Regions from separate parts of the Mus musculus genome. Here regions 1, 2 and 4 are each linked to region 3. Evidence: chromatin loops called from intact Hi-C (ENCODE). Cell type or tissue: left cerebral cortex. All regions are shown on one strand. Each heading gives the region's core, and the rest is flanking DNA. Links, peaks and the distances in the headings are about the cores only.

Evidence for each region. Hi-C counts contacts between places; a loop is a spot of excess contacts. Peaks named below come from ENCODE experiments on the same cell type or tissue, not always from the same donor. Only the 100,000 strongest peaks of a DNase experiment are listed, where the experiment ranks them.
Region 1: a loop joins it to region 3, with 2.2 times the contacts of the local background. A loop is called at or near these places in 2 of 42 quality-filtered maps.
Region 2: a loop joins it to region 3, with 10 times the contacts of the local background. A loop is called at or near these places in 31 of 42 quality-filtered maps.
Region 4: a loop joins it to region 3, with 2.2 times the contacts of the local background. A loop is called at or near these places in 2 of 42 quality-filtered maps.

The regions. Positions count from the first base shown.
Region 1 is chr5:49,289,033-49,295,340 of GRCm38, reverse strand. The region is part of intron 1 of Kcnip4 (Kv channel interacting protein 4); the gene reads left to right. Among named protein-coding and RNA genes, the nearest start is that of Kcnip4, 230 kb to the left of the region's middle. In left cerebral cortex, for the core only: no CTCF peak of the experiment used is centred there; DNase peaks (open chromatin) are centred at 2,690 and 3,342.
Region 2 is chr5:49,086,705-49,093,012 of GRCm38, reverse strand. All of the region lies in intron 1 of Kcnip4 (Kv channel interacting protein 4), which reads left to right. Among named protein-coding and RNA genes, the nearest start is that of Kcnip4, 440 kb to the left of the region's middle. In left cerebral cortex, for the core only: a CTCF peak has its summit at 2,693 (motif pointing left); DNase peaks (open chromatin) are centred at 2,098 and 2,687.
Region 3 is chr5:49,347,168-49,353,475 of GRCm38, reverse strand. All of the region lies in intron 1 of Kcnip4 (Kv channel interacting protein 4), which reads left to right. Among named protein-coding and RNA genes, the nearest start is that of Kcnip4, 170 kb to the left of the region's middle. In left cerebral cortex, for the core only: CTCF peaks have their summits at 1,221 (motif pointing right) and 2,689 (motif pointing right); DNase peaks (open chromatin) are centred at 2,703 and 3,720; H3K27ac peaks cover 443 bases.
Region 4 is chr5:49,281,380-49,287,687 of GRCm38, reverse strand. The region is part of intron 1 of Kcnip4 (Kv channel interacting protein 4); the gene reads left to right. Among named protein-coding and RNA genes, the nearest start is that of Kcnip4, 240 kb to the left of the region's middle. In left cerebral cortex, for the core only: a CTCF peak has its summit at 2,632; DNase peaks (open chromatin) are centred at 1,379, 2,000 and 4,129; H3K4me3 peaks cover 1,005 bases.

The DNA of each region.
Region 1 (6,308 bases), core at 612-5,611, 58 kb after region 3:
ATGGACTTCTGTACTGCTTTTGAATTTTTCTATTTTTAAAAAATTTCCTGGGAAATGGCCTGATGTATTAGAGAAGTTATAAAAGCTTCAACAAAAAATGGCAAAAAAGAAAATTCTTACTAAATGGAACTATAACATGGTGAAGATGCTGTCGCTGAGTATGTATATTTATTTGATTACTTAATGCCATTGTGTCTGATATTTCAAAATGTTTCTATAGAACCCTTTCTTTTATGTGTGTAAGTTTAGCATATATGACTTGTGCATGCAGATGTAAATGTTTGAGACGGGTAAGGCATTCATGTATCCTGCTTATTCATGTTCCAACTTATTCCTTTGGTATAGGATCTCTCACTGAGCCTGGAGTTATGCTGGAAGCCATCAAGCCTAAGAAATCCTCCATCTCTGAACCACACATCACTGTGTTTGTGTAGCTTTTCATACAGAAAATGAGATCCAAACACAGCCATAACTCTCACTTACCTGTCCAGTCTGAAGAATCAAGAGAGCTTCTATCTTTGTTCCATTTTTCTTATCTCTCTGAATGGTTAAATTAGTTCTTTGATTTCACAGCTACTATTTTAACCATTTCCTACTTTTGACTTTAATTTTGATCTCCCCTTTCCTTTGAAAAGAAAGTGACATCTGTTTGTTTGTATTTGTTTGTTTGTTTTGTCATATATAGTTTCAGAGAGTTCTATCTTAAGTGAAAAATAATGTGTGGCTATTTATAACTGAAATCATGTGACCATAGCCTTGCAGGGTACCTTGGTTCTCTTGAGAAACTCTATTGACATTCACTCTCAAAGCCTTCTCCTACAAGACTGACATTGGTCTGACCTTTAGCATTGACCTTTCTTTTGAAATTCTCCAGGATGCACCTTCATATCATGAGACACCTAACTCCCACTGTCTGTCTGGTAAATAGAAACTTAATAAATCTTGCAAATCAAGTCACCATTTATGTATGTCAGATAGGATTTAAGAAGAATGCAACCAATATATTGTTCTAAGTATGCTTCTATTCTTTACCTAGTCATAGATTGCTCAGAGTTGTACTTTCTCTGAGCTTGCTACCTCACATGAAAATGAAGCAGACACTTTCTTCTCTTCCATAACAGGGAAACAAAGACATTGTTGGGAGTTCAGTTTACTTTTAATTTTTGCTAGGCCAACAGTATTTCTGTCTATAACATAATAACAATAATGAAAACTAATCTTCAACATAAATTAGTAGAGTGAAGGGTTGTTGAATCCTAAACCTAATTGTTCTTCTGAAGTCACTAGGTATTCTAATCAAAAGGGAAAGACAGAGTCTCCAATTCCTGTAAGTGCATTCCATTTGAACAGAGAAAACAGCATTACTGGATGGACATAGCTGACGATTTCTCAAAGCCAAGTGAGCATCGAATTGTTTGAAAGCTGCCCATTGATTGCCTTTGGTGTTAACTGCTTCCTTGACTCTTTGAGCTGTGTTTTGAAGTAGAAGGCTGGTGATTCCTTCCCAGCATATACCTCAGACTTTCAGTCCTGGGGTTGACTTTAGGAGGACTAACTGATGGGTTAAAGGGACTTTTATTGAGTCTTGGTTTTGTGAACTTCAGTTTACAATGTGGCTTTTCATTGGCTTTTCATTCCCTGTGGGTGACTGCTATATGCCACTTTTATATTCACAATTGTATGTTTTATAAAAACTTAGGACATGAGAAATTACTGATCTTTCCTATGTTATGTCAAGAATTTCCAAGTACATATACATAAGAATTATGGGAACTTGGGTGTTTTTAGTGCTTCTGTGATATCAGAAAAAGGTTGAAAACTTTACAGAATTAAGAAACATTGTTCTAAGACTTCCAGTAATCTCATTGGTCAGGCTTGAGACCAAATAGGTTCTTAATCACATAATAAAATGGAACTGGGCTAAGGTACAGTTTGATGCATAATTCAAGTGATAAAGTGTAGCCCCAAATTCCTTCTTCTGTATTACCCAGCAAAAAAAAAAAATTCTCATGAGGAAAATAATTGATATATATTTCAACAGGACACATTTTAGGCTTGTTTCATGAAGTACTGTACTTAGGGAGACATTCGGACCCTCTTTCTTAACATCTAGAGGTGATCTCATGGAAAAGAACCCACCCCCCATTCCTCCAGCCTTCTGAAATGTCTCAGACTGACAATGAGATTCTTCTTCAGGCCCCCAATGTCACCCTTTGGGCTGGATGTGTCCCTTTAGCATCCTTTTCGGTTTTTGTAAGTACAATGTATGCAGCTTTTTTTTTTTTTCAAACTTGGCTCTCTCTGTCTGCAAAACATGTTTTGTCCTAGTTCGTATAGCAGTAGAACGAAGTCATTAGACTTGACTGTGAGGCAATGGAGTCCCATGAGGCTTTGTTCTAGATGTTCATTTTCAGCTGTCTGCCTTTCCAACACATGTACAATCCCATTAGTCCTTTGACTTTCCTGGGAACACTTGAGTGGTTTCCCTCTCCTGAACAGAATATAAAAATATGCTTTAACCTCATTTTGTAGAAAGGTTTTCCTTCTTTCTCCCTGTTTTAGTTAGGGTTTCCATTGCTACAAAGCTACACCACAACCAAGGCAATGCTTACAAAGGCAAACATTTAATTGGGGCTGGCTTACAAGTTCAGCGGTTCAGTCCATTATCATCAAGGCTGGAAACTTGGCAGCATCCAGGCAGGCATGGCACGGGAAAAGCTGAGAATTTGACATCTTGGTCCAAAAGCAACCAAGAAATCACTGGTTGGACTCCACCCCTACAGTGACTTCCTCCAACAGGCCACACCTCCTAATAGTATCACTTCCCATGGGCCAATCATATTCAAAATACCACTTTAGTTTTAGGCATTTTGTGGAGGTGGGCTGGAGGTTCCTTGTTTGTTTTGCTTGTGTCTTTGTAAGCTGAATTTTACCAGGTACTTCTGTGAATCTATTTATATGTGAATATTTGTCTATGTAATTTCGTTTTAATGCTAAGGTGTGACAGAGTCCTCATCTCTTCAAAGATTTAGTATTCTTTAGATGACATTAAATTATGGCAGAAATGTTCATATGTGCTTTAGGCCCTACCCAGAATAGCTTTTAGAACATTTTGACCTAGGCACACCAAAGAGACCCTTCCTGCTGGAAGGTGTGATTTTGACTTGCTTTGTACTCACAGAACTGTCACTGAAGTGGATATGAGCAGTCACAGTATGTTGGCTTGCTCTTTATTCACTGAAGTAGGTGACTAGTGATGTTTCCGGAATAATAATGGAGCTGGCACGGGACATTCTTCTCTAATGGACAGCAGCTCCTTTGCTATTCTATCAAGACCCACTTTCAGAGCCTGTGACTTTGCCGCCAGGCTGTGTTCTGTTTCTCTTTGCAGCTCCATGGTGTGCTATTTCTACATGGCACATGTTTATTTTTGTGACTTGTGACAATTTGAAAAGCATAACAATATCTACACCCACTGAGATACACAGATTGCTCCAAGATGAATTGAGAGGAGTTGATTTGCAAGGAACACTACACTGTGACAAGAATCTTCTTGGAATCTCCTGGGCTCTTCCTTTTTTTTTTTTTTTTTTTTGAAGAGAAGCCAACAGACATTGATTTCCATTCTAAAAATGAATAAGGGGCAAATCATGCATTTATGATTTGTTTATACTTGGATTTTGCCTTCTTTGACAGATAGACTAAGAAAAAAAATCCTTTAAATACAATTAAAAGAAAAATATCTTTATTAATACCCAGACTTTAAAAATCCCTCACCCCTAAGTTTACTAAGATCAGGAGTTACAACATAGGAGCTTTCAACTTCTACCATTCTTATCACATGGTGACCTGGTGGATGGGGTTTGATTCTAAGTTAAATGTCCTTTTAGCTCTAGTATGAGGAATGTTAGTAGTCTTACAATTTTATATTATTGTATTTAGTGGTTTTGTTTAATCCAAGTAGGCTGACTTTTTTTTTAATTTTCTAACTCCTGCTTTCATTTTCTAATTCTCTTTTATTTAAAATTTATCTTCCTAATTATTTTTTTCTGTTTTCCTGTGAATTGGATGATTTCTCTTACATACTTTCCCATTCTTTCTCCTATAGGCAATATATTATTGCTATGTCTAGAGGAAGTCCTGGTTATGCTGAAGATCTGTGCTGCAAAGTGAAAAGTCAGTTCCCACAGTCTATTCTGAGAGTTTTTGCACAGAATTATGCGAATGTTATTGACTGACTGTCCGGATAATATAAAATTGTTAATGCCCATAAAGGTCCTATATGTACATTCTAGATAGCCACCCCTTTAATATGTCATAACAGGAATGAAATTTCCAAACAAGAAATTCTAACTAAACTATAGTACAGGATTGGATGGTGACAAGGAAAATTCATCTGTGTGAAGTATTATGTATAAAAGGAGCAACACTGAGAGTGAGAGAAATAGTTTTCTCCACAGAAGAGCATACCAACTGGATATTCAATACCAGATGGTCAGTCCTGAAAACATCATACAGGCTGAGCAGGTTGTCCTTAGGAATACATATGTATGTCCCCATATGCATATAAAAACACTTGATGAAAAAGATAGTCCATGAATCTGAAAGAGAGCAAAGAGGGATATTTAGGAATTCTTGGGGGAAGAAATGGAAGAAGGAGTATATGTGTATGTATATATATGTTTTCTAGAGTGGTTTTATCATCTTACATCTCTGTTGTTATTGTATGAGCAATCAAATTTACCAGTACCCTGTCAACAATTCTTCTTGTCTCAACTTTGATCCTAGATATTTTAATAGAAATATTTTGATGTTCTTATTGCAATTTTCCTCTGGAGTATAATCATAACATGAAATATATTTTCATGTATTTATCACCTATATTTCCTTTTTGGTGAAAAACTTTTGCATAGTTTTTGCTCATATTTGAATTGGATTTTGTACTTTTATGTTACTGGGTTTTGAAGTTCTCAGTATATTGTAGATTCTATTTTTGTCAGGATGTATATAGTAAATATTTCATTATGCTCTGTAGCTTGCCTTTTAACTGTTTATGAAAATCTTTGATAATAGAAGTGTTAAACTTGATGTTATCCAGTTTTCAGTTTCTCCTTTTAGAAGTCACATATCTGTAGCCAAGTTTTAAGCTTCTTTGTGTAGTTACTGAAGAGTTTCTTCAAATTCTTTTTTGATTAAAATCTTGTTTACTTTATTGCTTTTAAAAATAAACCACTTTTTATATCTGCTATCCCACGCTGTCCTGCAACTCACTATTTTGTCCTGACTGACCTCAAATACAAAATCCTTCCATTTTACCTTCCAGTGTGAATGAATGAAAGGCACACACCATGATGGGTGTCTTTCTGAAACTTCTATAGCTTTACATTTTACATCAAAGTTTAGGATTAATTGTGATCTACACTTTAAAAAAAACTACATTTTACACTTTTTTTCTGAAGACACAGGAACTTTATCTATGTCCATTTTCCATATGGATGTGGACTGCTCCACTGCAACCTATCCCCACCCTAATGGATGGTTTTCATTCCTTGAATACCAACTGCAACTTTAAAAAAAAACTCTGTTGTTAATAATCAAATGGTTGTAATAGTTTTTTTTTATGTGTTGATATGCCTCTCCTCAAAGGTTTCACAAGTTGAGATATATATGTTTATTTAAAGAAATAGTCCATCCATTCAAAGATGTCCAATTTTATTTTACAGTAATTTATTTTACAGCAATATATTTTCAGTAATATTCTTTGATGTGCATGTGAGTACATGTGTGCGGGCATGTGTGCGTGTATGTGTGTTGTGTGTGCATGCGTGTTTTCCTTACTTCTAGATACATACGAATAAAAGTGGCACCAAGTGTGATTGTGTGAAGGTGGTATTTAGAAGACAATTAGGTTTAGAAGGTGAGAGTTCTATCAATAGTACTAGGATGCTTGGAAGAGGGCAATGTAGTCATTAAAGATATAGTCCTATTGATGATAATTAGTCTGCATATATAAACAAGGTAAGCTAGAAACTAGAACTTTCTCTCTACTCCACAAGTAGATACAAGGGTACATCTTCATTTCAGAAATCATGAAGAGACAGGCCTCACCATGATTTGAAGATGTGGGTGCTGATCCTCAGCCTTGTCATCTCTACAACAGTCAGAAATAAATGTGCTTTTTTTGTTTTTAAGTCATCTAGTCTCCCTCATATCTAATATTGAAAACAAGCCTTATCTAGGCTCTTATACCTTTGACATCTGAAGATTCTATTATAATGCCATTTTCATAAATATTTAAAAATGAACAA
Region 2 (6,308 bases), core at 666-5,665, 260 kb after region 3:
TTCTCAATTACATTTCCAATGCCATCCCAAAAGTCCCCCATACCCCCCCCCCACTCCCCTACCCACCCATTCCCACTTTTTGGCCCTGGCGTTCCCCTGTACTGGGGCATATAAAGTTTGCATGTCCAATGGGCCTCTCTTTCCAGTGATGGCCAACTAGGTCATCTTTTGATGCATATGCAGCTAGAGACAAGAGCTCTGGGGTACTGGTTAGTTCATAATGTTGTTGCACCTCCAGGGTTGCAGATCTCTTTAGCTCCTTGGATACTTTCTCTAGCTCCTCCATTGGGAGCCCTGTGATCCATCCAATAGCTGACTGTGAGGATCCACTTATGTGTTTGCTAGGCCCCGGCCTAGTCTCACAAGAGACAGCTATATCAGGGTCCTTTCAGCAAACTCTTGCTAGTGTATGCAACCGCACATATTTTTATAGAGTACATTTAAAATTAAGCCTTTTTTTTTCTTGCCTAGAAAGTAAAAGAAAACAGTAAGCTAATTGGAGGGTTCATTATCCACTAAGGTCTTGTGAAGTACACATTTCTAGAGCCACACTCATTAACATCAATTCTGTGGTAAAAGAAAGGAAAATAGTTCAATATTGAATCTTTTCATGATATGAAACAGATTGTTGCCATTCTTAAATCCACTGTCAAGTGCAATGAAAGCAAACATAAGAAGGTGCATGGATTACAGTCTGAAAGCCTGGTTTGAGCTCAAAGATGAGAGGAAAATTGTTGAAATATATGACAGGTTTTAAAGTAGTAATAATCCTGTAAGATGACAGAGACACTGCATTGTCCCTGGACCTTGGTCCAATTCCATCATCTATTGAGTTTTAATAATAGTACCAGGCCATAGGAAATTCGAGAGATTAAATGAAGTGGTATGTATAACACTGTAACTGCGAAATGCTTTTAGCATGAAGTACCTGCTTCCTAATGTTAGTTATTGTTATCCCAAAAAAGAAGGAGATAAGGAAAGATGGTACAAGCTATCATATTGTGCTATCAAGACACCAAGAGTAATCATAGGTTATAATAAATGGTAGTGGAGAGTAAGGTAGTATTTCTAGCATAGTGTCTACACTGGTACACAGAGACTATTATCAAAACAAAAAGTGGTTGTGAAAGTTTTGGGAAGTATTAAGAGCTTCTCAAATGCTGTTTAATGTGTTTCCTCTCCTTTCTTATTGTCATAGAAGCTATTTTAAAGTTTTGTTTGTTTTACAGTATAACATGATTAGAATATACTCTTTAGGTATCGTAAGTTTTAGTGTATCATGGATATGGTGGAGAAGCAGACTCGTCCCGACAGGGAGAGATATGCAGGTTGATTGTGAACAAACCAAATGAAGATACGTCTTGAGGAATAAAAAGGAAATTTCCTATGGAGAATCCACTCACGTTTAAGGACCATACCAATTTATAGTGATGGAAATTAGCAACTTGATATGCTTTTTATGAGATATTGGAAGAGTATTTCTTAGTGATGGTAGATTCATATCAGTCTGCTCCTCTGTGCTGTTGATAATGGTCACCTCATTTTCTCGTAGCGTGGAGGCCAACAGTCACACCTATGCATCACTATGGTAGATGGAAGTAGATAAGCCTAGAGCCAATGATTGCAGAGAAAAGACCTCCCCCGTATCCCTTGTCAGACTCTAATAACTCCCCGAGGTAGGGCTGGGGCACATGGATTCAGCCACTAGAAAAAAATGTGAATATATAATGGGGGCATGTCAGTATTCTTCTGAAGTAAATCAGAGTTATGTGGCCAAGGAACATTATGGGGAAGGAACGACTGAGTACGTAGCCTACGTTCATTTTGTAGTAGAATGCTTTCCTTAACTTTGAACCCACAGGTACTTCCAATGAGCTTGAATCCCTAACCAGTGATGCTTATGTGCATGTGTGCTCACATGCATGTGTAGGACACTGAGGAGTTCAGAAAGGGCAGAATAGATGGAGAATGGCAGCAGTTTAGATGGACTAAAATCATAGACTCAGAAATTACTCCTCGCTAAGGGCTGCCTGGGGAGCCACCTCGGCTATAAGTGATGGGAAGTGCCTTTCAAGAACTGTGGATCTGTGAAAATACCCTGTGGTATGTCCCATTCTAAGCTCTGGGACACATGTCCCACTGTTCAGACTTTCTGTTAACTGTTAAGTGTTCGTGAGGACTAAAGACAGAAAAGAAATATATTGAATGAAATCATGTAGTTCTAAATCAAAATGGAAGGAAAATAGATGCCCTTAATATGTCCCCTATCTGGTAAATTACATACACTACAACAGGTGTTTTCTTTCAGAAATTCTAAAGCCTCATTAGTCTGGTATACAAAATGAGACTGATAAGTACAGAATATTTGATTGTGGATATGTGGAATTTTCTTGATAATTTCCTATTGTTGAGCATCTGCTTCTGTTTAAAAAAAAAAAAAAAAAAAAAAAAAAAAAAAAGCCTTGCTGAATCATAGGGATTCAGGACAGAAATAAATATGCACAAGTTTCCTGTTATGTATACTTCTACTTGTCAGACACTGATGCAAAGATGCTGTTTTGTTCATGCTAGCTGATCGTAATCATATCATCGTTGTGAAATTTCGCTTCAGCATAACTAAGACACATTGCCTGAAAGTCGACATTCACCTCCTTAGAGAAATACTATTTGCCTCCAGCGCCACCTAGTGGCGTATTGTTAAAATGCATGCTCTCCCTTGGGATGGTGTCTAAGCCTAGTATTTGTAATGCACCAATTTGAAGCCAACAGGTGTCCAAAAGATTACTGGGACTAACTGAAGCTTGCTGTCTGTGTAAGTGGGTACTTTAATCATTGCTGATTAAGTCATAGAATTTCAGGATAATATCAAAATATTTGGACATATAGACAAACATGTCCTTGAAATTTATTTCCTATTTTGTAGTAGAAGATTTATAGCTGTAGATGTAAACTTTCCTGTTTGGGCACTGGTGGGATTCACTGTCTAGTTTTGCTTAATTCACTTATATGTGAGAAACACAAGAGTAAGCTAGTGTAAACCATCAAGATTCATTGAAAATAGCATGTGTTATTAGGTTGTATTGACAAATGAATGCAGCATGTGTATATAGTTCCAATCATAGAGATGCATTACTGATTTAAATTTAATACATATTGAAGGGGTTATATTGATAACCCACTAGGTAAACAGGCAAATCTTTAATAACGCTGCATGGATTTGCCTACTTAATGTCCACAGAAACACTGAGGAGCAAAAGCTCTTGGCATTGTCTCTATACACACCACGTGCCCCAGGAGCTAAATTTTTATACAAGGTCTCATGTCTACAGGAAGGTAGAACTAGGATTTGAATTATTATAGTCTGGCTTTTTTCTACACTCTTGGCTGATTTTGTTATTGTTTTGTGCTTTGTGTTTTGAATATTTGTTTTGGAATCATGGAGTTTCTAGGACTCAGTTTAAAATTTTGCTATTTGCTAAAAACAAAACTCAGTGAACAGTGCAGATCTCGTTAGACTTAAGGAAAAAAAAACACATGTAGATCAAAACTTATAGGTCTGCAATTATTTACACAGCACAGCCTGCTGTTTAGAATTTGGTAATTGCATTATTATTAACATAATTTAAATGTGTAGAGAATGTTTATAGCAAGCATTGTTCTTTTAAATGTGTTCATTTAATTAAATATAATTACATCATTTACCCCCATCCTTCTTATCCCTCCACGCCCTCCCATGTCCTTCTCTTCTGCTCCCTCTCAAATTTATGGATTAATAATTTTTATTATTAAATATATATGCATGTGAGAATACAAGTATAGATGCAATCTGATGATTAACCTATTTAATATTGCTTGTATGTATATGATGCTGCGGCTGACCACGTAGCATTGGATAACTATTTAAGGAGATCATCCCTGGAGAATACTAATTCTCCGTCTCAGTAGTCTGTAATTGGCTGGAGCTCTTCATCTAGAGGTGGGTAGGTAGGATTTTCCACCATTTATGTTGACAGATAAACTGGCGTTTTCATTGTTCAGGTCTTGTTTAAAGTGCCACATTGCTGAAGTTTCACAAGTGCAGCTGCCTCATCATATTTATAAGATAACAATGTTTAGCAGAATTCTTGATCATTTGGTCCTTAGAATCTTTCCGCACTTTCTCCTGTGATATTCTCTGAGCCATAGAAGCAATGCATGTGATATATGAAATGGGGCTGGGCACATGTTGATTATTTGTTCTTTGCATTTTGATTCTGTAATGGTTTCCCCTGGTGGTATCAAAGAGAAGCTGCTTTGGTGAGGGATGAGAGCGACATATATCAATGCGCAGGAGGATAAGCATTTAGAATGTAAATAATTATAATATTTCAGAAAGTGTCAGTGGTAGGTTCTCTTCTAAGTCCATGTCCTCACTAGCAATGGGTATTTGGTAGTTTACTGTACCAAGCATGGTTTGTCTCTACCTGTGTCTTAGGTCCAATCAGAGAGCTGTCAGTGAACAGCAAGATACAAAGAATTACTGCACCCATAGAGATAGCCTACCATGCTGGTCATTTTGTGGTTCATAGGCACCATGTTTGCCAGGCCTATTGATTGCTTGCCTATATAGACTGCTTGCATATTGAATTCTGATAGTATGACAGGTAATCCTCGAGTAGGAGACTTTTAGGTAAGACCCAGCTTGAATCCTCTGAGTTCTGTGTTTAAAGTGTATGTGATGTTTAACAACAGAAACTCATCGTCATATTTGGGCTCATTCACTTATACATACACATACACACTTACATGTATTAAACAAAAGTTTAGATAAGTATAAAAGAATATAAGTCCTTATGGCTATTTTAAACATCCATAGTGCCTTTATTTTATCCTTCTCCCATCCCTCTCTTGTACTGTCCTTTCTCCTCTTTCTCTATTCAATCCTCCACCATTTTTTCCCATTTTTCCCTTCATGAGTCTCGTTAGCCACTGCTCATTTAACATCCATTACAATTGAGAAGTGCCATGGAGATACTAATGTGTGTGACACCCACCATTTTTTTTTCTTTTGGTATACATAGTTGGAGGGATAACATCCATCAGTCAATCAATCAATAAATGATGTAGATGTATAGAGAAGAAAGCCACTTATCTCTACATGTGGCGGTGAGATTTGAGGAGAATTTGGAGAGAAAATGGAATTTATTGCAGAGAAAAATGATAATCCACAGAGATATATAGAAGAGACAGTGGGCAACATTTTGTAATTAAAAACATGGTGACATGAAGAAACTAGTTCACCATTACTGGAGTTAAAGTTAGGAGAAGAAAGGGAAGATAGGGGTTTAATGAAACCATCATGAAGTTCTTTATAACTCAGACTGAACTTAATTTCTCAGCATCCTGCCCATTTCTCAATGTGTATGGGCCTTCCCCATCAACCTTGTTTAAGACAGGAATTCATTATTATTTGCAGCAGCATGTGCCAGACTATCTGGCCTAAGAGTTCTCAAGGTTCTTATGTCCCCCTCTCTCATATTGTCTTAGGAACACTGGAATTAGATGCTTCTGGTGGTACGATGTCTGGCTTTCCAAGGATTTTAGAGACCCAAATTAAATACCTATATTTTTGAGACAAATGCTTTACCTACTGGGACCACTCTCTATATAGATCCACATTTTAAACAAATACCTTAAAATATTTTGAGACGTTCAGAATCAGATTAAGGCTTAAAACTATGTATTTGAATTACCAGTAACTGTTACATAGTCTTTAACAATCAAAAGCTGTAGATTGAAGTCTGTTCTTGAGTCTTTACACCTCGTTGAACCAAGTTCTTCTAGAACATAATTAGTGATAACCATAGATAATAATATACCTAATACACGATAATCATAGATAAATTATTATTATAGATAATAAATTGATAATGTGATGGAAAGTAACTAAGGAACTAAACACTTCACTGTGATAAAATTCATGATGTTACTGAATAAGTTCCTAAAACCAAAATATAGGTCACTTAAACCCTAAACTAGGTCTTTTCCTATGCCTAGCACAATAGAAGGTGATAAGATTTACAAGTCAAGGAAATTCATGCTGTCTTCTTAGGAGCTACAGCCTCAGAAAGTATATTGGAAATATTGAAACCAAAAAGACCATATTGTTAAGCAACTTTTAGTTCTTATAGTTGCAGTTCTTATAGTTTACTTCTAAATATTTTTATTTTTTATCTTTTTTATTTAGATTTTTTTCTTTATTTACATTTCAAATGTTATCCCTTTCCTGGTTTCCCCTCTAAACCCCCGCCCCCATCCCATCTCCCCTC
Region 3 (6,308 bases), core at 694-5,693:
TTTTTTATAAAACTAAAAACAATTATATTGGTTTTTTCCTCCTAATTTTCTTCCCTCCAGCCCTTCCCATGAATCCTTTTCCTTTACTCTTTATCAAACTCATGGCTTTGCTTTCTTTAATTGTTGTTACATTTTTCTGTCTTCTTTAAGGAGCATTTCTTTTTTAAAAAAAGTTTTTACTACATATTTCCTTTTTTACATTTTAAATGTTATCCCCATTCCTGGTTTCCCCTCCAAAAAGCCCCTATCCCATCCGCCCTCCCCCTGCTCATCAACTCACCCACTCCTGCTTCCTGTCCCTGGCAGTCCCCTATACTGGGGCATAGAAGCTTCACAGGACCAAGAGCTCAGGAGCATTTATTATGTTATTTTCTTTTGTAGTCTCCCTGAACTGAACTGAACAAATACTGAATTAATATGTCTGATGTAAATTCAGTTCATTTAGAATTTACTCATAGTCTCATAGTTGATAACTTGCCTCTATTACATCAAATCACCTTTTCAATTAGACTTTGAACTTACACATTTTGTTTATGACATGAAAAAAAAAACAGTGATGACATATATTTCAGGATATATAGTATTTTATTATTTGCTCTCATGACTAACTTGTAAAGTTTTTAACAAATGTATTTTGAAATAAAAGCAAGTGGTGACCAGATGGGCTAATAAAAATTCAGGACTACAAAGCCTCAAAGTATTGTATAGTTGGCGATTAGGCCAGCTGCCTGTCATGTACTGTGCTAAGCCATTGGCCTCTCTCCTTCCCTTGTCTACTTTGCTCCCAGTTCCATCTCCCTGCATTCTATCTGGTGATGTCTCCTATCCACAGCCTCAGAGAAATCCACACAATATCCCTAGGGAGTCTGGCTCTGACCCCTCTTTGGGACTCCTATCAGGAGGTCCGGTGCTCTTACTGGGGTCATGCAGCACTAATTGGTCTCTCCCTTGCAGTGACATCTCTTTGTTTCTTTGGTGACATGTCTTTGCTCACTGGGCTGCAGGGACATGGGCCTTCTCAGTCTTTCATGACGCAAATTTCTGGTAGAATTTTCACATGTCTTCCTTAGATCGTCTCAGATGTTGCTGCAGAGATCCCACGGCTGCTTCCAATCGCAGGAGCTCTGACCACTTGCTCTGCCTTTTCTCTTTATTGCAAATCTCATTGGCTGATAAGTCATCAAAAATACAGTTGTACTTTTGCCTCTTTCACCAGAATTTTGTCCACAAGAGGGCAGAGCTTTTTTTTAAAATTGTTGTTTTGTTTCTTATTCATTTTTAAATGATTATTATCATATTGTAATACCTAGAGTAGTATCTTGTATGTAATAGATGGAAAATGTTTTTTTTTAATTTACACGATTAAGCAGACTGATAAATAAAAACCATACTTCATGCATTCTGGTCTATAGGTTAATATAGCAAGGTAAAGAATGGTTACCTAAAGCCTATGGTTCACAGAGTTGTGATAACGATGTAAGTCCATTCATGATTCCTGCTAGATCTCCACTTTATGAAGATAAGAGAGCTTATTCTTTCCATTTGTTATTCAGGAAGTGAGACAATTCAGGTTTGGTTCACAACTTAGATGGTAAGAGGGTTTTCTGCAGAAATCGTTGTATTTAGCCTGTGTATCTTTGTTTGTTTGGCTTTTGTTTGGTTTTTCGAGACAGGGTTTCTCTGTGTAGCCCTGGCTGTCCCAGAACTCACTATGTAGACCAAGCTGGCCTCAACATCAGAAATCCACCTGCCTCTGCCTCCCAAGTGCTGGGATTAAAGACGTGCACCACCACTGCCCGGCTTCTGTGTATCTTTTAAAAAATTATGGGGATGTGAGAAATTATGACTTGTGATTTGAGAATTTTTGTTGTTGTTGCTGACCGCTTTGACAAATTTGCTTTAGACCAACAGCAATAGTAATAGAGGTAAGTTGAGTAATAGGAGGACAGAGGTTAGAACCTATGAATCGGAGGTCTAAAGACTTATGCCTGAGTCCCTGATGAGCCTCTTACAATTGAAGTGAAAATTTTGGTAAGTAATATGAACTCTTTGTGCCTTAGTTTTCCTTGTGCTATAACTGAAACTGCCTTAAGTATTTTTATGGAGGCATTGAGAATGGAGACTGGCAAGTCCTGCACTCTCTTATAGAGAGTGGATTGCCTTGGAATAAGCTATGCAGAACTCAGTGAGCACTGTAATAGTTTGATTTTTCTGTTGCTCTGACAAAACTGCTCAAATTGAAATCAACTTGGGGAGAAAAATTGTAATTTGGTTCTAGAGGAATAGAGTTCGTCGTAGTGGGAAAGGCATAGCAATGGGTTGGCATGCTAGCAGGGGCAGAAAACAGAGAGACCACAGCCCGGCCCAGGTGGTGGTATCCTTCCCCAAGCAAGGCTTCCTCTTCTGAAGCCTTCACAATGTTCCCAATCAGCATCTGGGGATCAAGTGCTATATAGGCCCTGTAGCATCATTTCTCATTCACACCACAATAACATGAAGTCCTTTGCTTCAAAAATAATAAAGATGATAAATCCAGTGTTTTGTTTACTGCCTGCTTATTATCTGACAGCTGTCTGAGTGCCAGATCATATGCCTCCTTTAGCCATTGTGGTGTGCATAATCTAGGGATCCTCAACACAGAGCTGGACTAGAGGAAAATTTTGATCCCTGTCAACTGCTGTGTTGACTCCTTATCGCCACAAGATGTCGCTGTTGCAGATGACATGTTTCTATTGCAATGGCTTGCTAACATTGCTGTTTTTCTATCCAGTTTCCTGCAGTCATACAGGGCCAGAGCTCTGATCCATCTGTCTGTCTGTCTGTCTGTCTGTGTTTCATCTGCAAGGTCACTTTCAGATGTCAGGCCCTTCCTAGGGAGCAAGTCCCCTCTGCAGACCGAGAGGCTCTGGCTCTAGCTTGTCCACCTTCTCCAAAAGGTCCAACTCTACAAAGAAAAACCAAAGAACTCAAGAAGGCAGGCACATTAGCATGTGCAGACACTGCTGCCTTCTCTCGGGGCACTGTCTCTAGTGAGAGAAGCAAGGGGTTTATAGAATAAACCTCCAAAGCAAACTTCTTCCCCTGCCTCTTGCATTGCCTTGCCACCATCCTGTCAATGATTGTTGAGGTTAGAGAAAGCCAGGTCTTTTCCAGTCCCAAGAAGCACAAGGGTCAGCAGACAAGCAAGGTGACAGTGTTGCAAGTTCTCTGAGACTTGCAAAAGTGCAAAAGGGAGAAGAGGCTCACAAACAGCCCAGGCCTTCCAGGCTGTGATCCACAAACTATTGCTAGTTCTAAGTAGCAAAGGTACCATTGGTGTGTGTGTGTGTGTGTGTGTGTGTGTGTGTGTGTGTGTGTGTGAGAGAGAGAGAGAGAGAGAGAGAGAGAGAGAGAGAGAGAGAGAGAGAAAGAGAGAGAGAGAGATCATATATATGTATGCATCATGTCCAGATAATCATCACAGCCTCTGGATACCAGTAGGACATAGTTTTTATAAATAATTCACTGAAAGCCGATGCCTTAGTGCCATGCTGTGTGGCCCAGGGCTCTGGTGTTTCTACTTTCTTTCTGTGAAATTCTAACTCATTTGGGAACTTACTGAACTGTTCTTATGCCTAAGTTGCATATTCTGCACGTCGACTGGCACTCTATCTTGCCAGCTTTAGATATTTGCTTTTTCTTTCTTGTCTCCTTATAGTCAGAACTTGTCTTCCTGGCTGGAATTATAGCTGTGTGCCTACACTTGCAAGTCTGCTTCCTCTCTGCACTGCGCACAGAGTAAATTGACTCAAACAGTTTATGTGCTATATCAAGCCATTAGAGAACGTGCTTGCATATTGTGCATATATACTTTCCATTTCTAAAGGGCTGCGGAGCTTGGGTGGCAGTTGAAGCAACCTCTTACTCCCTTTCCTCTGCCTGTCCTGCCTTTAACTACGGAATCACACTGTTCATTACTAAAATGCATAATCACATTTAGGGCAAATGATCTAATTGCATAAATTTTCTCCTGATCTGGAGTTCCTGGCACTCAAGACATTTCCTAGCAAGCCTATTATAACTCACAGGATGCTTCTAAATTCTGTGTATTGGCTCAGGGCTCTTTCTTCAAACCATGAAAAGGCAAACGTGGTGATCTTAGTTTTAGGTAAGTCAGCATTGTTTTTCTTCTGTTTGCCACCCCTGTAAGGAAGGAGCCTCCTTCCCAGACTGAGATGAGAAAGTCAGCACCAACTTACAGAAGGAGCAGCCTGCTTATGTCCTTTCATTATCAGAACATGGCAGTTTAGTTTGCACAACTCTGTTTTGCTGAGAAAATTTAGATTTAGAGGGCAGAACTGACTTGTCTAAGACTAATAAGGTCATGAGAACGCTCCATACCTGACCACTAGGCCACTACCACAATCAAGGACTACTCTTACTCCCATATGACACTAGAAATGGACAATTTGCTTTTTTAAAATTTTATTTTATTTAGAGGGACTGAGAGTTGATGCATACCTTTGAAGTTAACTGTCAATTTTCAGAAGCCTATGGAATAATGTTCAATGGTCCTACTTGAAAATTGTTGACTGGTTCTTTTTATTCAGTACAAAGTAAAAAGGAAATAATTATGCAAACTTCATTACGGGAAAAAGCAAAACGACCAGCAGTCCATTTTAGTCTCTGTGTCTAATGAGTGCCCGCTGGCATGTACTATTGTGTTAGAAGAATGCACAGCTATGGGCATTGTTTATTGTGTTGCATAGGCAACAAGCATAGTTTAAATGTGATAACAGAAATAGGCATATAATTTGGGCAATGTTCTTTTTATTTGTGTGACCTCAAAACCAATTCTGGAATTGTTATTCAGTGACCTGTACTGCTCATTGACAACACCGTCTGAGAATTTCAACAAGGAAATTAGATTGAGTGTACATCATTCCGTTTATTCTAGAAGCAATTGTTGAATGAGCACTGTCCTAATGGTGCACTTAGACACTATCCTATCAATTCTTGTCGGCCCATCTCATGGATCCTTCCCTTCCAATTTCATTTCTTCCACCTTTTCCCCAGTTCCATGGTATTCTCCTTTACTGCATCACTCTAATGTGGATAGAGACTATGAGCATTCATTCAAAAATAGAGAACTCATATTGGGAGTCTTTGGGTTCCTGGCAGTCACTAACAAGAATGAGTTGATGTATAAATACTGCTCACTAGAATCTAACTTTGTTTATGAAGTTTAGCTTTAATGCTCCAAAACAAACAAGTAAAGAAACAAACAAGCAAACAAATAACAAAAAGGTAATATCCTTACTGGCTTATAGCAGGACAATGCACACACTTTTATCTTCATGTTGAAATAATTAAAAGCAGAAATTTTTATTCAAGAATCACTGTTTTGCTGGAAGTTAGCTAGTTATACTGGGTTGATAAGTGTTTTAGGCACTAGAGGTGAGTAAGGCATAAAAAGCAACATGTAGAATGTGTAACTATAATGGGCCATGAACAACATAAATATAATAAGAAAGTAATTTGTTTAGTTACATAATTATTGCTTAATGCATAAATAACTAATAAACACAAAAATACTCCAAGAGAAACACATAATAAGAAATGAAAATAATTTATAATAATCCATTCTTCACCTTTCCCCAATAGGGTAGTCACAGGTCACATGTGGCTAATGAGCACTTGAAATGCAGCTGACTCTCATTGAGAAGTGCCATAAATAAAACATACCCTCTAGTTCTCCAAAAGCTAAGTGCTAACATGTGTACAACATCTTAGCATTTTTATGTTGATTATTTGTTAACATAACATTTTGGGCATATTGAATGGAATAAAACGTGTTACAAAATTTGGGGTTGTTTTCTTTGTCTAATCTGCACATTCAGCTTTGCAGGCAACATTTATCGAAGAGGTCAACCTTTCTCCACCATGGTGCCCTTGTCAAGGACTTGCTGTGTGTGTGGAGATGTATAGATTTATGGTTGAGAAATCCTTGCTTTTTGTGGTCTTTCTGTTATCTGTAGTTCAGACCATGCTGTCTTGATCAGCTCTGTCTTATGTCTTGAGAGCAGTTGTTATTATGCCTCCTGCTTTGTCATCCCTGCTCATAGTTCCTTAAGTTGGTCAGAGCCTTTCATGTTTATATATGAATTTTAGGTATCTATTAAATTTCCCTGGAAAGGCCATTGGGCTTTTGATTGTAGATCATTGTAGGGTATATTGAATTTATAAATATTCTCTAAAATATGGACATTAAAACAATATTATTTATTCCAAACAATGAAATTTCCATCTTTCTATGCGTGTCTTCTTTA
Region 4 (6,308 bases), core at 519-5,518, 66 kb after region 3:
ACAGCTAATTGAGTGTGCCCACTAATTATTTAAATCCCAATTAGGTAACTCTTAATCCTTTTTCTTTTATGTCCTTAGTCAATGTACCAAACCCCATGAATTCTGTTTCCTTGTATATCCAGAAAGAGACCACCTTTATCCCTACTGCAGGTCATACATACCTCCATCATTTCTCTCCTGAACTACTTTCCCCCTTTTTTTAGATATTCCTTCTTCTCTTCTAGTTCCATTGAAGGTCATCTTTACCTAGCAGACAGAAGGCACAGCTTTCCTGTTCAGGGGTTGCTTAAAGCACTGTTGCCACTGTCTTCCTCTCATGAACACCTCCTAGGAGTCTCTCCTGAGTCAGTGTACTTCAGCAAACATGTGGGTCTTGCATTCATTTAAGTATGCTGATCATATTCCCACCTTAGCATCCTTGCGCCAAGTGTTCTTTATTTCTCAGATGCTCTCAGTAGTTCATGGTGGTTCCCTCCCCTGTTTTATGCACTAGCTTCTCCCTTTTTACTTATGCCTTTCCTATACGGTTACTCTAATGGAGCACTTACCCATATGCGATATATTCTTGTTTATTATTGGTTGGTATCTTCCTATAACTTCCTGGTTATGCTGAGGTATACATACCATAGGATCAAAGTTATTACCTTTTCACTACAGTGTACCCACTGTATGGAACTATGTCTGTTAAGCTGCTCAGAATAAACCCATTAGATAAATACTATAGATATATAGTATATATTATGTAGTAATATATTTATCTTTCCTGTGCCAAACATTGTCAGTTGATGCCATATATTTGTAAGAAAATGTTAAAATATAGTTTTATTTTAACTGAATTTTAAAAAAATATTCCTCAGAAGTATGCTTCTTCATTAACACACTTCAGTGGGTACATCACTAAGACTGTGGATATTGAAGGGGAAGTTGTAGAGTATATGAGTTTCCACTTAAATGATTTTAAGCCTGAGATTTCAAACATTTTTTTTTTGTTGTTGTTGTATAAGAACATCACTTCATGCATAGCATTATTGAAAAATACTAGTTCCAAATAGAACTGTTACATGTTTCAAAAATGGGGGCTGACAGACTTTTAAAATAAGGAATTTGAATTTCCTTTTTGTACTAAATATCACAGTGACAAAATTTATATTTATACAGAGTCAGTAAAAAGCAATAAAAAGCCCGGGAGTATTAATTAAGAATGTAAAGCAACCCGAGAAACTACCCAAAGCCCCAAAGACTTATGAAATAATGACACTTTCAAAGATGTAAGCATCTGGTTTTCAGGCATTTATTACAAACTGCCTGTGTAGCGCCACTCTCAGTACAAAAGTGCTTTGTGCACATCGCAAGCCCTGCAGATTGCTCTCCTAACTTAAATCAGTCTGTAGGGAAATAACAAGTTGTATTTGCCTTTTAAGAAGAAGAAGAAACTGAGGCAGTTCCTGCTTTTAGCATAATGCAGCAAGTTAGCTTTGGGACTCTTTTGCCTGGGTGCACAGTATAGAACTCCACAACTTTGGCTTCCAAGTTAGTGTTTTATGAAAGCAGATAATGACGTCTGGCTTCCAAATATCTGAGCCCAGAAACAGTAGCCAGTTTGGAGTATCAGCTTGCTTTCTACCAGGGAGCCAATGGGTTTGAATATATCGTTCTGTGGCACAGCAGTATTGCTTTATTCTTCTGGTAAATCCTCAACTCTGATGAGAGTCAGCTTCTGTCTCTGCTCTCTGAATATGATCATCACTGTGTATAGGAACAGTCTGAGTTCTGACTTCAGGCAGTCCCTTTCCAATCTCTCCTTGATTATCTAGACACATTTTGTACACCCTTGGACCCCGAGATTTCTCCCCAGCAGGCCTGATTGTTTAGCAGGATCTTTTATTGGTTTCCGAAGGGCTTTAGCCCCAGTGACCTGTCATCTGTCTGCTCACCTGCTTACATGCTGATTCATTGATGAGCTGGCATCGCAAGCCCCGCCTCCCTCGGCATGGTCCGTGAGGTTGCAATTGCTTCAGGAGAGAGGATGCCGAGATGCACCATAGCAGGGTTACTACAAGTGTGAAGCAGCAGCTTATCTGTTGCCACAGAAGAACTTGATGACCGTCCTGGGAGGCAGCGCTTTCTCAGTGCCCTGTTACTCTTGCATCTGCACTGGCTGCTGTACCTTCTGACTCAGGCACTCAGAGCTAATTCCCCACGAGTTGTAAGGCAGCCTGCTCCATAAACTGAGACAGAAGTTTCCCCCCAGAAGCTGCCTCTTTTTTTTGTTTCCTTTTTTTTTTTCCTCCTCTTTCTATTGGCAAAGACTTCTGACTCTCCTCAGAGGAATACCTTGTTGCTTAAGATGAGTGGCTGTAGGAAACGGTGTAAACGTGAAATATTGAAATTTGCCCAGTACCTTCTCAGGCTATTAACAGGTTCTCTTCATACAGGTAATGACTTTTTTTTTTTTTTAAATCAAGGCTGGCAGAGCATGGTAACGGAGTTGAATCAGAGTAGAAAACGCTCACTATTTCTTTGTTGTGATATTTTTTTCTAATGCTGCTAATAAAATGCAGTCTCGCTTGCTGACATTCCTTCTCCTAAAGACATGTGCTGGGTAGCTCTGATCTGGGGGGTAGAACTGGATTGTCTGAGTGTATCTTTTATGTCCTCCAGGCAGCGCCACTGTTTGCTGTGCCTGAATCTAAGGAACTGTGTCTGTGATTAAAAAGAAAGAAAGGAGGGAAATGGCACAATTGTGTGAAGGGGATTCCCCTAGCTTGCTGCAGTTTCTGGGAAAAGCATAAAAGCTGCCCACCCTGCGAGCAGTTAAAGATTCTCTCCAACTCTTTGATCTTTATAATCCATAGATTGTTCGCAGTATTTGATCTTGGTGCGCGGCAGTGAAGGAGTTAAGGACATTTCTTTGAGAATTCTGAGTTCCTTGGAAAAGATGTGAAAAAAAATGTGCAAACAGCTGAAGAGTAACGTGCTCTGAGCGTTGATATTTGTTTCATTGTGGTGAATTTCAGTGTTTAAACATTGACATAATTGAAATAGAAACTCTATTTTCAGTCTATGTGCTGTTCTCAAGAAAAGATTTTTAACATGTTACAAAATGCTGAGATTAGACCAATAGATTTGTTACCCATGAAATTCCTGAGTGCTGCCGTTAACTTAGACCCAGGCAGGACCAAAATTAGCCCCTCTGACGACAGATATTGTTAATGGACCATCAAACTTATGAGAAAACAAAGCTGTGTTAATATTATACTACACCTGGGTTCTAGCTGCAGGGAACTATTGGGAGTGTAGTGTTTTTCAAGTCTGAATAATAAGGAAAAAGAAACATAAACATAGACAGTGCAATACAAGCATTAGAGATGAACTTGCGGCATATATCTCGAGAAGACGTGGTATGTTTCTTAGCACACCTGGATATGTGGTGATATTGGCAATCTGAAAGGGGAGAAGTATCCTGAGAGGATAACTGGGAATCAGAGGGTACCACTCACTGTCCCTGGATAGTAATAGGAATCCTATTACTCCTGCTCATGTCCTTTTAATACTCACATGCTGATCCTGAGCAGTGTACAGTGTGGAGAATCTTAATTACTTAAGATATAATTATGGACACCCTGTGCCCAACTTTCCCAAGTTAGGTGTATTTCTAATACAATCTTCAGATCAACTTACTTTGATCAATATGCCTTTATTATTATTTGTTTATTTGCTCTTTACTTTCTGCTAAGGATGGTATGTCCTTTAAAATATTACATTTGTCACTAATGCTCAATACATAATACTTGATTTTGGTATGAAATTAGAGAAATCGTATATAAAAAAGTCTCCATGTGCTCCAATAGCTTTATCGAGTATTTTGAGCTTGGATAATGCCTGGTACCCTGTTTGTTTATTCTGTTTGCAAAACAGTTTTCTTGAACTTTTAAATTAAAAGGCCTTGTGGAGATGACAATAGTTTTGATGTTGTAAAGCACAAATGTTAATGCTGAGTATAGTCAGCACACAGGTTGTCTAGTGACAATGTGGGAAGCTAGGAGAGAAACAGGATTTTAAAGCTTATTCATTGCACATTTAGAAGTCAGTGTGGGTGGGAGCTGTTTCCTTGTGCTGAAGCGCAGGAGGCCGTGTGCCTTTGCGCTTTGAGAAGTAGGAGCTAAAGGTTATCATTAGGTATTAGGGGAGATTGGCGTCCTCAGCACCGTGGTTATGGCAAGTAGGTTCTTGTGAAATTTTCTTTTCTCTTCTGGCATGGTAATCACAAATTTGAAACTCAGCTGGATTCTTCATAACTGTTCAGAATTCTGCTTGCAAGTGCCAACATATGCATTTACTAGTGGCTGTGGTAATATACTTTGTTCATATTGTGGATTCTAATGTAAAATTCATTAGAACACTTTTGGGTCCCTGAGCTAGTAATTAATGCGGGAGCTGGAAGCAGGGTTGAATCAGTTTAAAATTTTTGCTTTAAGGTTATATATGCAAGAGGTTGCTAATTGGATCCTGAACTATCAGCATATGTCTTTGTAGTTATCAAAATTTTGAAATGGGATGAACATGGGTTGACTGACATTTTGTTCTGCTCATCAAAGCTCTTACCCTTAGTTCCTGAGGTGGCATTATCTGAGAAGTTGTAACATCCCTTTTACATTTAAACAGGTTAATTCTGAAACACTAAGTTTGTATTTTCTGGCTATTGCATCTCATTTTTTTATGAAATATACACAGAAAAATTATTACAAAGCTATATAAATGTGAATAATTTTTGACATACCTCATTAGTGATGTCATCAGCAAGAAGGAAACAATTTCCTTAGCTGCCAACTTTTCATATAAGCTTGCCAGTGCCTCTGAATATTTATGTAGGTATAAATAAATATGTACATCAGTAAATAAATAATTTTATAAAATAATTTTAAGGGAGTGATTAGAGATTCAACTGTAACTTTATTTTTCAGTCAAGATAACACATACACACTTTCCAAAAACTTCTTAAGTACATTCCTTTCCATATTAAATCACTTCTCAGAGAGTGGATTTTTAACTCAGGGGCTGCCACATGAGCAAAGTGAATCCCAGCCCTTGCTGAGTTGCAAAACAGAATCTTAATGCAAAATGAAGTACATGTAAAAGAATATTTATAAAAACACATATGTTGGTGTTACTTGAAATTGTAAAATCTTTAAGAAATTCTTTGTATTGATTCTAAATTGTAGAAATTGGAGAGCAAGTGATACAAGTTAATGGCTTCTGGTACAGAGTATCAAGACTGAATGCAGGGTCAGTTATCTTATTTCTTCTCCATTTGATTCTTTTTTTTTTTTTCCTGATATACTACATCGGATTTAATTATGGATGGGGATGGGGCTTCTGATAAACAGATATTCTAGTACATCAAAGTGAATGGAGATGGGTTATGGAGATGACTCTACAGGCATTTGATGCTCCTATCAATGGGTAATTTGTGTATCCACACTCTATTTTATGACTGTTTATGCCATTACAAAGATGGGTGATGGTGGCATAGTCATCAAGTTTTGAACTGCTTCTCCTTTCGTCTTGTAAAACAGTATTGGCACTTAAAATGATTTTTATTTGAACATTATTTGACATTTATTACCCCAAATTATCTATATCATGTTCTCTAAAAAGCAAGACCTGGGTACATTTTCTTATTAGGAACAATTTTCTTAGCATATGCTTGAAGTAGATATTGCCCTGAGCTCTGTTCAGGCTTCAGGTCTGCAAGCTCTCGTTGTGTTAAAGTTCAGTTCTTCACTTAAGGGAAGCAAAAATGACCTAAGTAGAAAATTCTGATAAGCTTGGAGTTGTTGTTTAACTAACATATTTAAGCCCTTCAGATTTAATGAAATTATACTATGAAAAGATAAAATAAGGATTCATCCTATTCCATACAACTTTAGTCTAGGGATGGGGAGTAAGAAAGGAAGGGAAGAAAAGGATAGATGGACAGATATAGAGAAAACATGCATTTGTCTACATAACTGGAATAAAAGAACTCTTAAATTTTTCACAATACCATTTGGTTCTTGTGGATCGAGCCCTCACAAGGTTAGTCATGTAAGGCGTTAAGTACTTTAATATTACATTTAAAAGCATGATTAGGAAACAAGAGCTATTAACAAAACATCAGAAATGACAAAATTACTTTCTGGCCATGTGCCCATCTTTTTCTATCCTCCTTCCTCCACCTATAGGGTGATTTTTTTTCCTGTCCCCAGCTTTCTGTATCCCCTCTCTCCCGCATCTGAAGACATCCTGAAATTAAATATTGACAAACT